Linked DNA regions of Homo sapiens: region 2 is linked to region 1. The links are chromatin loops, found by intact Hi-C in ENCODE. Cell type or tissue: ascending aorta. All regions are shown on one strand.

The links. Peaks named below come from ENCODE experiments on the same cell type or tissue, not always from the same donor. Only the 100,000 strongest peaks of a DNase experiment are listed, where the experiment ranks them.
Region 2: a loop joins it to region 1, with 2.5 times the contacts of the local background. A loop is called at or near these places in 3 of 110 quality-filtered maps.

The regions. Positions count from the first base shown.
Region 1 is chr6:19,849,084-19,854,083 of GRCh38, reverse strand. No RefSeq gene overlaps it. Among named protein-coding and RNA genes, the nearest start is that of ID4, 14 kb to the right of the region's middle. In ascending aorta, a CTCF peak has its summit at 2,073; no DNase peak of the experiment used is centred here; H3K4me3 peaks cover 2,003 bases; H3K27ac peaks cover 2,822 bases.
Region 2 is chr6:19,409,669-19,414,668 of GRCh38, reverse strand. No RefSeq gene overlaps it. Among named protein-coding and RNA genes, the nearest start is that of LNC-LBCS, 390 kb to the left of the region's middle. In ascending aorta, no CTCF peak of the experiment used is centred here; no DNase peak of the experiment used is centred here; H3K27ac peaks cover 801 bases.

The sequences.
Region 1 (5,000 bases):
CAGCACCCTGTGTCTAGCTCAGGGTTTGTGAATGCACCAATCCACACTCTGCATCTACTCTGTACTACTCTGGTGGGGCCTTGGAGAACCTTTGTGTGGACACTGTATCTAGCTAATCTGGTGGGGACGTGGAGAACCTTTGTGTCTAGCTCAGGGATTGTACACTCACCAGTCAGCGCCCTCAAAACATACCACTCGGCTCTACCAGTAAGCAAGATGTGGGTGGGGCCAGATAAGAGAATAAAAGCAGGCTGCGCGAGTCAGCAGTGGAAACCCTCTGGGGTCCTCTTCCACGCTGTGTAAACTTTGTTCTTTTGCTCTTTGCAATAAATCTTGCTACTGCTCACTCTTCGGGTCCACACTGCTTTTATGAGCTATAACACTCACCGTGAAGGTCTGCAGCTTCACTCCTGAAGCCAGCGAGACCACAAGGCTACTGGGAGGAACCAACAACTCCAGATGCGCCGCCTTAAGAGCTGTAACACCGCGAAGGTCTGCAGCTTCACTCCTGAGCCAACGAGACCACGAACCCACCAAAAGGAAGAAACTGAACACATCCGAATATCAGAAGGAACGAACTCCAGACGCGCCACTTTAACAGCTGTAACACCGTGAGGGTCCGCGGCTTCATTCTTTAAGTCAGTGAGACCAAGAACCCACCAATTCCAGACACAATATTATGATTTTTCTCAGCACTATATTGTTGCTATCTTCTTGTCCTCCAAAAAACCCCGCATGATTTTGAGGAAAAGTTGGCAATAGTTTCTTTCTTTTTATTTTTAGGGGTCATGTTCACCTGTTCTTTCTCGTGTTTGGTAGGCACTAGGAAATAGGAGCGTTGATTATCCAGGGACGTCAGGGTAGCACAGGGAGACGTTATGAGGGAGGGGTTGAGGGAGGGGCCATGGTACCAATGGTTACTGGAGAATGCTCCCATTGCAGCAGAGCAGTTGTTGGGGAGGTCTGCACAAAACCTGGGTTAATGAGCCGTGCCTAGCCCAGCAGGTTTAACTTCCTAGAAGGGCTGCCTATGTCCCTGTGACCTGTCACTGCTGTGAGAACCTCAACCTCTACTGTCTGGGAAGGATGGCTATCTTCAGCTGGACAGGCTTGCAAATCGTATTCTGGCATACTTCTTCATTTCAGTATCTTTATCAACAGAACTACATGCAGACACTTTAGGGGAATTAATAGATCAGCCCAGAGGGGGCAGGCGGATAAGAAATGAAATTACAATAGCGAAGTTATGGAAACAACCTAAGCATCTGTCAATGGATGAATAGGTAAAGAAAATGTAGTGTATATATACATACTGGAATATTATTCGACCTTAAAAAAGAAGGAAATCCTCCTATTTGTGACAACATGGATGAACCTGGAGGATGTTAAGTGAAATAAACCAGAAACAGAAAACTGTATAACCTCACTTATATATGGAATGTAAAAAGGTAAAACTCATCAAAGCAGGTTTAGAAGGGTAGTTATGGGGAGAGGCTGGGGGAGTAAGGAGATGTTGGTCAACGGGTACAAATTTTCAGTTACGCAAGATGAATAAGTTCTGGAAATCCAGTGTACAACATGGTGGCAATAGTTAATGATATTGTGCAGTATACTTGAAATTTGATAAGAGGGTAGAGCGTTTAAGTGTTGTCAGCACACACATACACACACAAATGGTAATGATATCAGGTGTTGGATAAGTTAATTAGCTTGATTGCGATGATCATTTTACAATGTATACATATGTGAAAACATCAAGTTGTATACCTTAAATATATGGAATTTTTATTTGTCAATTATACCTCAATAAGCTGGGAAAAAAGAAAAGAACAAGTAATAGCATGCTTTATACTTCTTTTGCTGCTTCATAAAATTGGTTTTGCTTTTGCTTTGGAAGAACACCAGCAGAGAAAGTAGCACTCAAAAGGGGAGTTAAAGTGCTGTTCCAGTAGGCTCTGGATTAGCCAGAAGGTTGAAGCAGCCCCTAGACAGGGAAAAGAGGCTGTCTTCAGGCAATAGGCCCTATTTAGGAGTGCAGTGTGCCCTAAAATTCAAAAGAGGGCAGCAGATAACTTGCACTGCCTGTAGGACCAGGAAAGCGTGTAACTTGAGGAATGTCAGCAGGAAAATTTACTGGTTTTTCAAAACTCACGTCATGCAAGGGTTAGGTGAACCAGAAATTGTGTTTCATAAATTGTGTGTTTAAGTGTAAAAGCAAATATTTGATGAATGGGATCTAAGGAGCTTTGGTGATGTGGAGGGGCAAGTGCAGGCAGATTGTCCACCATGGCAGCCTCGTGCTCTGTTATTTAGTGATATAAAACCTTGCGGTGGCAAGGTCAGCAAAGTTAAGGCCAGAGTGCATGAGAAATAGCTGTGGAGTGTGAGGTGAAGAGGCTGCGTGTGTGCTTGTACAGTCTCCTCGTTGCTTTCACCGAGTCTCTCCAATGAGCGCGACCCTCCTCACAAAGTGTGCACAGTGCTTCTCTCCTGGGTAAATTTACAGGATGTGGGAGACAGTGAGTCTCTCTGAGATTTTCCAGCACTTCCAGAAGAAAGAAAGTTTGTGTTAGGAAGGACAGGCCCCAGCTCCCTGGGACTTCAGGGAGGCTGGGGGGAGCTGCAGTGGAGAAGAGGAGGAGGTTGCTGAAGGAGAAGCAGCCTGAAGTTCTCAGGTTGAAAATACAAACCTTAGCCCCATCCTGCGGAATTTTGGGATTTCATTCCTAGGATCACCCTATAGACCTCTTTATGATTCAGTTTCCTGGAAAAGATGATATTATGGTATGGATCCTAAACACAGTTTCACAAGGAAGTTCTGTGTCTTTTGGCAGGGGAAGAATAGTGAACAAAGTGCAATCTTACTTTTAAAATAAATCTTGAAATGATATTGCAAGCCTTATGAGATCTCTGATAATCTTTTTTTATTTGACCTGGTTTTAAGTAATTCTTTTTATTCTTGATGTTTTTCTTAAAAGCATTTTAGAATCATTCAACCTTCTAAGAAAGCATCAAACCATATAAGCAATCTAATCTAAAAAATGATACCTCTAAAAGTTGAAACTTTTGTTTATTTTGACTACTTTTTGATTACTGGAAAGAATAAAAAAATTTTACTCTATCAACATTGGATTATATAAACTGTAAAGAGCTTCTACTAAGACGTGTGAAAATGCACATTTTCTTTTTTTATATAACTTCAAAATTAACAGATACTATACTGTTTAGATACATACCTGATGCTAGATAAAGAGTTCCTGAGAAACATGCCCTAAACTTTTGGACTGATTTAATATGAAACAATTACTACAGAGCTGAGTTAATCAGCCCCTTTATAGATTTTGGCGAAGATGATTCTCTTCATATGTATAATAATGAAAACCAAACTTGGCAAAAGCTCACAGGTCTACAGTGACTGTGTATTTCTTTGCATTCTCTAGAATATTGAGGGAGGAGATTATTTTTTACTGGTGTTTTACTCTCAGGAAATTAGAATTGCAAGTTGATAAACAAGTTGATAGGGTCTTTAGGGCCTGTGTGATCAATCAGGACTTCTGGGGTTCCTGTAGGTATCCTTGAAGTCTGCTTGTGGGTTGTATAGTCCAGAGTGATCATGAGATCTTTCACCTCAGAATGACTGTAGATGAAAAGATACATTTCTTTTGCCAGAGCAGTTCTCTCTAGAGTTTCAAAAACAATAATTTTGTTCTCTCAGGAACATAGCCCTCTCAGGAATAACTCCAGTCGGTCCTCAAATTACAAATACAGAAAGAATGGCTGTGTTTACAGAATTTTTATAAGAGAAAAATGATCTGTAAAAAAAAAGAAATATATGCATCAGAACAAATAGGAATTTTTAAAAGAAACAACTCCTAAGATAAATACTGAAAAAAAGAAATGCTCTGATAATATAAATGATTCTACTATGTACTGAACTCAATAAAGTCTCCTTGACTGTGAGTTGGAAGCCCTGAAATTTTGCTGGCAGCTCTGCCCCTAAGTTAGGTCATCTTATGAAGGACACATTTTATTTTATTTTTATTTTTTTGTAGAGACAGTGTCTTGTTCCATCACCCAGGCTGGAGTGCAGTGGCGCGATCATGGCTCACTGCAGCCTTGAGCTCCTGGGCTCAAGTGATCCTCCCACCTTAGCTTTTTGAGTAGCTGAAACTATAGACGCATGCCACCATGCCCGGTTATTTTTTTAAATTTTCTTTATAGAGACAAGGTTGTGCTATGTTGTTCAGGACAGTCTGGAACTCTTGGGCTCACATGCTCCTCCCACCTAGGCCTCTCAGAGTGCTGGGATTATAGGAGTGAGCCACCATGCCCAGCCTCAAAAGGCATATTTTAAAGCGTCACAGCCTCAGTTTCATTTTCGGTAAAATGAGGGAATTGGATTTTATTTCAAAATTCTATTATTTTCTGATTCATTGAATTATTGCAAAGAACATAATGAACTCCCAAATACTGGTGTCTCCATCCTGTTGAATTAATCTCAGCTTTAGTTTATAGGGAAGCATAGCCACTAGAAATTATGTTAAACATAAATTATAAAAGGTACATTTTTCTAAGTCATGAAGAAATACATAAATTTTATGTTGTTTTCAACCTTAGTCTGTCTCTTAAATACCACATGGCATACTGTGTACCACTCTGTTATTATGTCTTTCGTTTTCAGAATTGTTTTCTACCAGGAGACTATTATTAGGGTAGCCCGATGACTTGGCCCTGAATATGGGAGTTCATGTGTAGAGTTCCTCCCTCTGTCCCATCCTCAGCATTTATGTCAGTCCTACAGCACTTAGTTAACTATCAGAAAATGGATCAAAAAGCAAACAAGTATCCCATCTGACCGTGTTAACAGCAAAATCAACAGATATAAGGCCCCCTTTTAATTTCCTGGAGGCCGTCACCTCGTTTCTTCTGCTGTTTCACTACTGCAGTCCTTTCTTGTTCCTCAGACTCTCGTCCTTCCTCAAATCCTTCTCCTTCCATCA
Region 2 (5,000 bases), 440 kb after region 1:
CATGGTAATGGAAAACTAGTACATTTCTTCTTTTAGTGTCTTGGAACACTTGCTTTTGAAACTCAGCTGCCATGATGTGAGAAGCCCAAGTCACATGGACAAGCTACCTAAGCTCGCAGCTAAGAGCCAGCATCGTCTGCCAGCCATGAGAGTGAGCCACTGTGGCCACTCAGTCCAACTTTGACTGCAGGTGCCTTAGAGACCCCAAGCAAGAACCACTAAGCTGTGCTCAGCTAATTCACAGAAATATGAGAGATAATAAATTTAAGTTTTAGGGTGGTTAGTTATATGACTATAGATAACATGCTTAGATAAAGTAGATAAAATAGATAACATAGATAAAAATGCTTATTTTATTCATTAAAAAGGGTCTTTTAAATTCTCTTAGTCTTATAAGTGAAACACTGCTTTCAGTTTTCTTCATTTTGCTCCTGGAATCCTTCTGACTGTATTGAAGGTTGACAGGTGACTTCTCTTAGGACGAGCTGAAAGACATGGCTAATTTTTGTGCATCTTCAATTAAAAATTAAACACTTAGTAGAGTGAAGTTGTTGTAATTGCTGCTGTATTTAAGAAAAACAATAATAAGGGCCACACTGAGAATGTTACAATTAATTAAAGAATGCATTGTCATTATTACGTAAGTATAGATAGAGATTTGTGTTTAGAAAGAAAAAAAATCCAATGCAGATACATTGAATCCAAATTAAAAATGTATAATAAATATCGTAAAAAGACCACTCATAACCGTGATGTTATATGAAGAAATGGCCATAATAAATAAATTCCTTATGCTGTTATACTTTAGATTGACTAGCATTTCCATACTAAAGAAAACTATTCGGTGGTAACATTTTTGGTGCTTGTACCTACTTGTATTATTCACTGTGGCTAAAGCCAATTTGTTCACAAATATGATAATTATCTAATTCTGGATAGGAAAACTCTTCTTATCTCTGGAATAAAGTTTCTAATTGCAGCAAAAATAATTTTCAAATATTTTTGGGCAAAAAGTCAGTGCATGAGCTTCAAATATACTTTGTTCTGTTAAAATTGGAATCGAGAGTTTGAGAGCTACAGCCTCATAAGGAAGTAATCGCATTAGTCACCCTCCTGGCACTACATGGGTATTAATCTTTTCCTTTCATCAGCCTCTCTGGCTCTTGCACAATTTTACAAGGTCCCCCACAAAGCCCAATTAATATTGTTTCTCTCTTTAAAACTCATGAATGTGCAATTAATAATAAATGATCTTGGGAGAATAAAAGAAGCAAGTTCGGAATTTCTAAATCATCTTGACAGGCAGCTGTATTCCATAGGCTATTTCAAGGAGTAACTACCTACCTGTTATGTCCTTATTATAGCCAAACTGGCTTGAATAGTTATTACCCAGAATAAGTGGTTGTCTTACAAATAAACTTTATGAATATATTTGGGACTTAAAAAATCATCTTGAATGTTTGATAATCTTTTCATTTGATGTGTATTAAAAGTCATTTAATTAAAGGGCCATCTTTGAACATACAAAGGATGTTCTAGCCCCACATCCCTTCACATCACCCTGTTTAATTCTGGTATTTTCTCCATTATTTTCTTTCTTTTTAATGAGTCACTCTTTCTTTTTAGAGCAAAAGTCCTGTGTAAGCAATGACCTTGTTCATCATGGTCCTGTGGACTCTCCGGCACCTATAACAGTGCCTGGCCAACAGTGGAAGCTCAGTAACTGTTACCTGAGGGAGCCACTGTCTAGCTTGCCGTTCAATAATAATAAAAACAATAAAAAATGTTCAGTTGGTCTTCATTAGTGGCAATCTAACATGGTTAACATCAAATGCAAAATCTAACTAGATAGTTCCTCTAGTTGAGGGAATGTATTTGGTTGGCCCCTCTAAGCCACATGAGATTTGGTTAGGATCATTGATTTCCTTTGCTGAAGTCAACTGGTCAGCAGAGTTGCAGCAGATTACAAACCAAAGTTCCAGGTTGACCTATCCATTGAATTCAAATAAAGTACCCCATCAAGACCACAAGCTGGGAGAGTATTCTCAGGTATCAAAATTCGGGCATGTAAAATGTTACTTTCTTTAGTATCTTTAAGACTGAACTCAGTTTCTGTCTTGAACCCAATCTTTTACAACTGTTACTAAATTTTATTCCACTTTGAAGTGGGAATTGGAGGAGGAGGAACCACATATAAAAACTTCCTGTGGCTGGGGGTGATGGCTCACGCCTGTAATCCCAGCACTTTGGGAGGCCAAAGCAGGCGGATCACAAGGTTAGGAGTTCGAAACAAGCCTGACCAACATGGTGAAACCCCGTCTCTACTAAAAATACAAAAATTAGCCGGGCATGGTGGCATGCGCCTATAATCCCAGCTACTCAGGAGGTTGAGACAGGAAAATCGCTTGAACCTGGGAGGAGGAGGTTGCAGTGAGCCGAGATCATGCCACTGTACTCTAGCTTGGGCGAGAGAGCGAGACTGTCTCACAAAACAAAACAAAACAACACCTGTGTGGAAAGTATTATATAAATATAACTTGTGTTTTATAAGAAAGAGCATGGGATTTAGAGGCAGACAGACCTAAGAATCCATTTCAGTTGCAAAACTTTTTAAACTATATGACCTTGAGGAAGTTAATGAACACCTGCAACATTTATTTGTGAAATGAGGACAATATTACTTGCCTCCCATGATTCTGTTAGAGGATTAAATCAGATAACCCTATAAAAAATGGTTAGCTTATTATTTTGCATATAACAACACTCAATTATTATCACTATTATTGGTTTTATCATTTTTGATCAGTTGTGAGCAAGTGATTTCAATAAATACAAATTTATTTTCATTTAAGTCTTTCTTCATTATGCTTTCCCCCATCAAGTTGGAAATTCCCTTTTTGTCATCCTTTTAGGTTTATTCCTCATGCTTACTTTCCCTGAAGATGTTACTCATCCAAAACATAACTTAAAAAGACTTTATGAAAAGTTCTGATTTTGTTTACTAATTCTTACTTATCACGTGGTTAAATCAGTATAGTCTTATGTTCCTGTCTCAGTTGGGTTTTATACCTCCCTCCAATGGTGAGAGGAGAATTTCTGTCTCAAATTGAAGGACTTAATACCATCAAACCAGTAGTGGTGGGGAGCAGAGGGGATTATCTTCTTTGGCAAAGATCCATATCTATGGATGCTGAGAAGGTTGGCCCTGATGGGATTTGTAAGGCTCTTTCCCCCTTCAACCCCAGCATGGCAGGAGTCTGTGGCTTAGCAGTGCGCTACAAGGTTCCCACTCATATGTGGCCCTAGATTACCAACTAAGGATGCCAGTCCTCTTTATATTAATCATTCATTTGAATAGCAACATTTTGCTATGTATCTACCAAGTGCAATGCTCTTTTCATAGGCAAATTTCAGATCAAATAGTAGAAATCTTTATTAAGTATTAAAAAAGCAAACAAGCCACTGATATTGATGTAAATCCAAGGCACTTGCTGTGTTAGATAGAGGATATCATGGGGGGCTAAAGGTAAAGTGAAATGTAGGTAAGTTAAAATTCAAAAATACAACTATGGCCTTTTGTTATCTATACATACAGACTCAATTCAGAGATCTTTAAACAACATAGGATTATTTCAAGCAGAATATATTTCTTTTAGTTTTTGAAAATGTATTAATTCTATTAGATATAGAACCATCTTTAATCAGTTTATATTGCTGATGGAATAAATGAAATAAAGATATATGTATATAATGACATACAATGACACAGACTCTCACACATCTATCAGCACCTATCCAGAGGATCATAATGTATTGTAAATAGAGGAAAGATAATTTCCAGAAAGTAAAGTAGGATAAAGCTTGTCCCACCCCTACCTCAGTGCTTGATGATGTTAACATAGTTTTGATGTCTGTGCCAAACTATTTTTCATTCCACTCACTGTAGGTTGAAACTGTACCAGTTGTTACTTGCTCCTGCTTAGATAAACAACTGTAGCAAGTACTGGAGTAGGGCTCATGCTGACCTCATCAGGAAACCATGTGTAGGTGGACTCCTTGGAGGCTTATGATTCAAGGTCAGAAAAGTGAAAATTGTCCACATAATTCTTACACACATAAAAACAAACTGCTAACTGCTCTCTGTCTCTTCTCTCAGCCCTTTGCCCTATTCCATTGTATAACCTGAGTTTTAGTAGTAATGTTTTTTAAAAAAATTATATTTAATTTTTATAGGTACATAGTAGATGTATATATCTGTGAGGTACATGAGATGTTTTGATACAGGTGTGCAATGTGAAATAATCACATTATAGAAAATGGGGTCTCCATGCCCTCAAGCATTTGTCCTTTGAGTTACAAAAAATCGATTTACACTCTGTAAGTTATTTTAAAATGTATAATTAAGTTGTTATTGACTATAGTCACCCTATTGTGCTCTCAATTAATAGGTATTTATTCTTTCTATTTTTTTGTACCCATTGATCATCCCCACCTCTTCCCCAGCCCCATGCTGCCTTTCCCACCCTCTTGTAACCATCCTTCTACTACCTATGTTCATGAGTTCAATTGTTTTGATTTTTAAGTCCCACACATAAGTGAGAAAATACAATGTTTGTCTGTGCCTGGTTTATTTCACTTAAGATGAGGATCTCCAGTTCCATCCATGTTGTTGCAAATGACAGAATCTCATTCTTTTTTTATGGCTGAATAGTACTGTATTGTGAATATGTATCAATTTTCTTTATCCATTCATCTGTTGATGGACACTTAGATTGCTTCCAAATCTTAACTGTTATAAATGGTGCTGCACAAACATAGGAGTGAGGATATCTCTTTGATACACTGATTTCCTTTCTTTTGGGCGTATACCCAGCAGTAGGACTGCTGAATCTTATGGTAGCTCAATTTTTAGTTTTTTGAGGAACCTCCAGGCTCTTCTCTATAGTGGCTGTACTAATTTACATTCCCACCAACAGTGGACAAGGGTTCCCTTTTCTCCA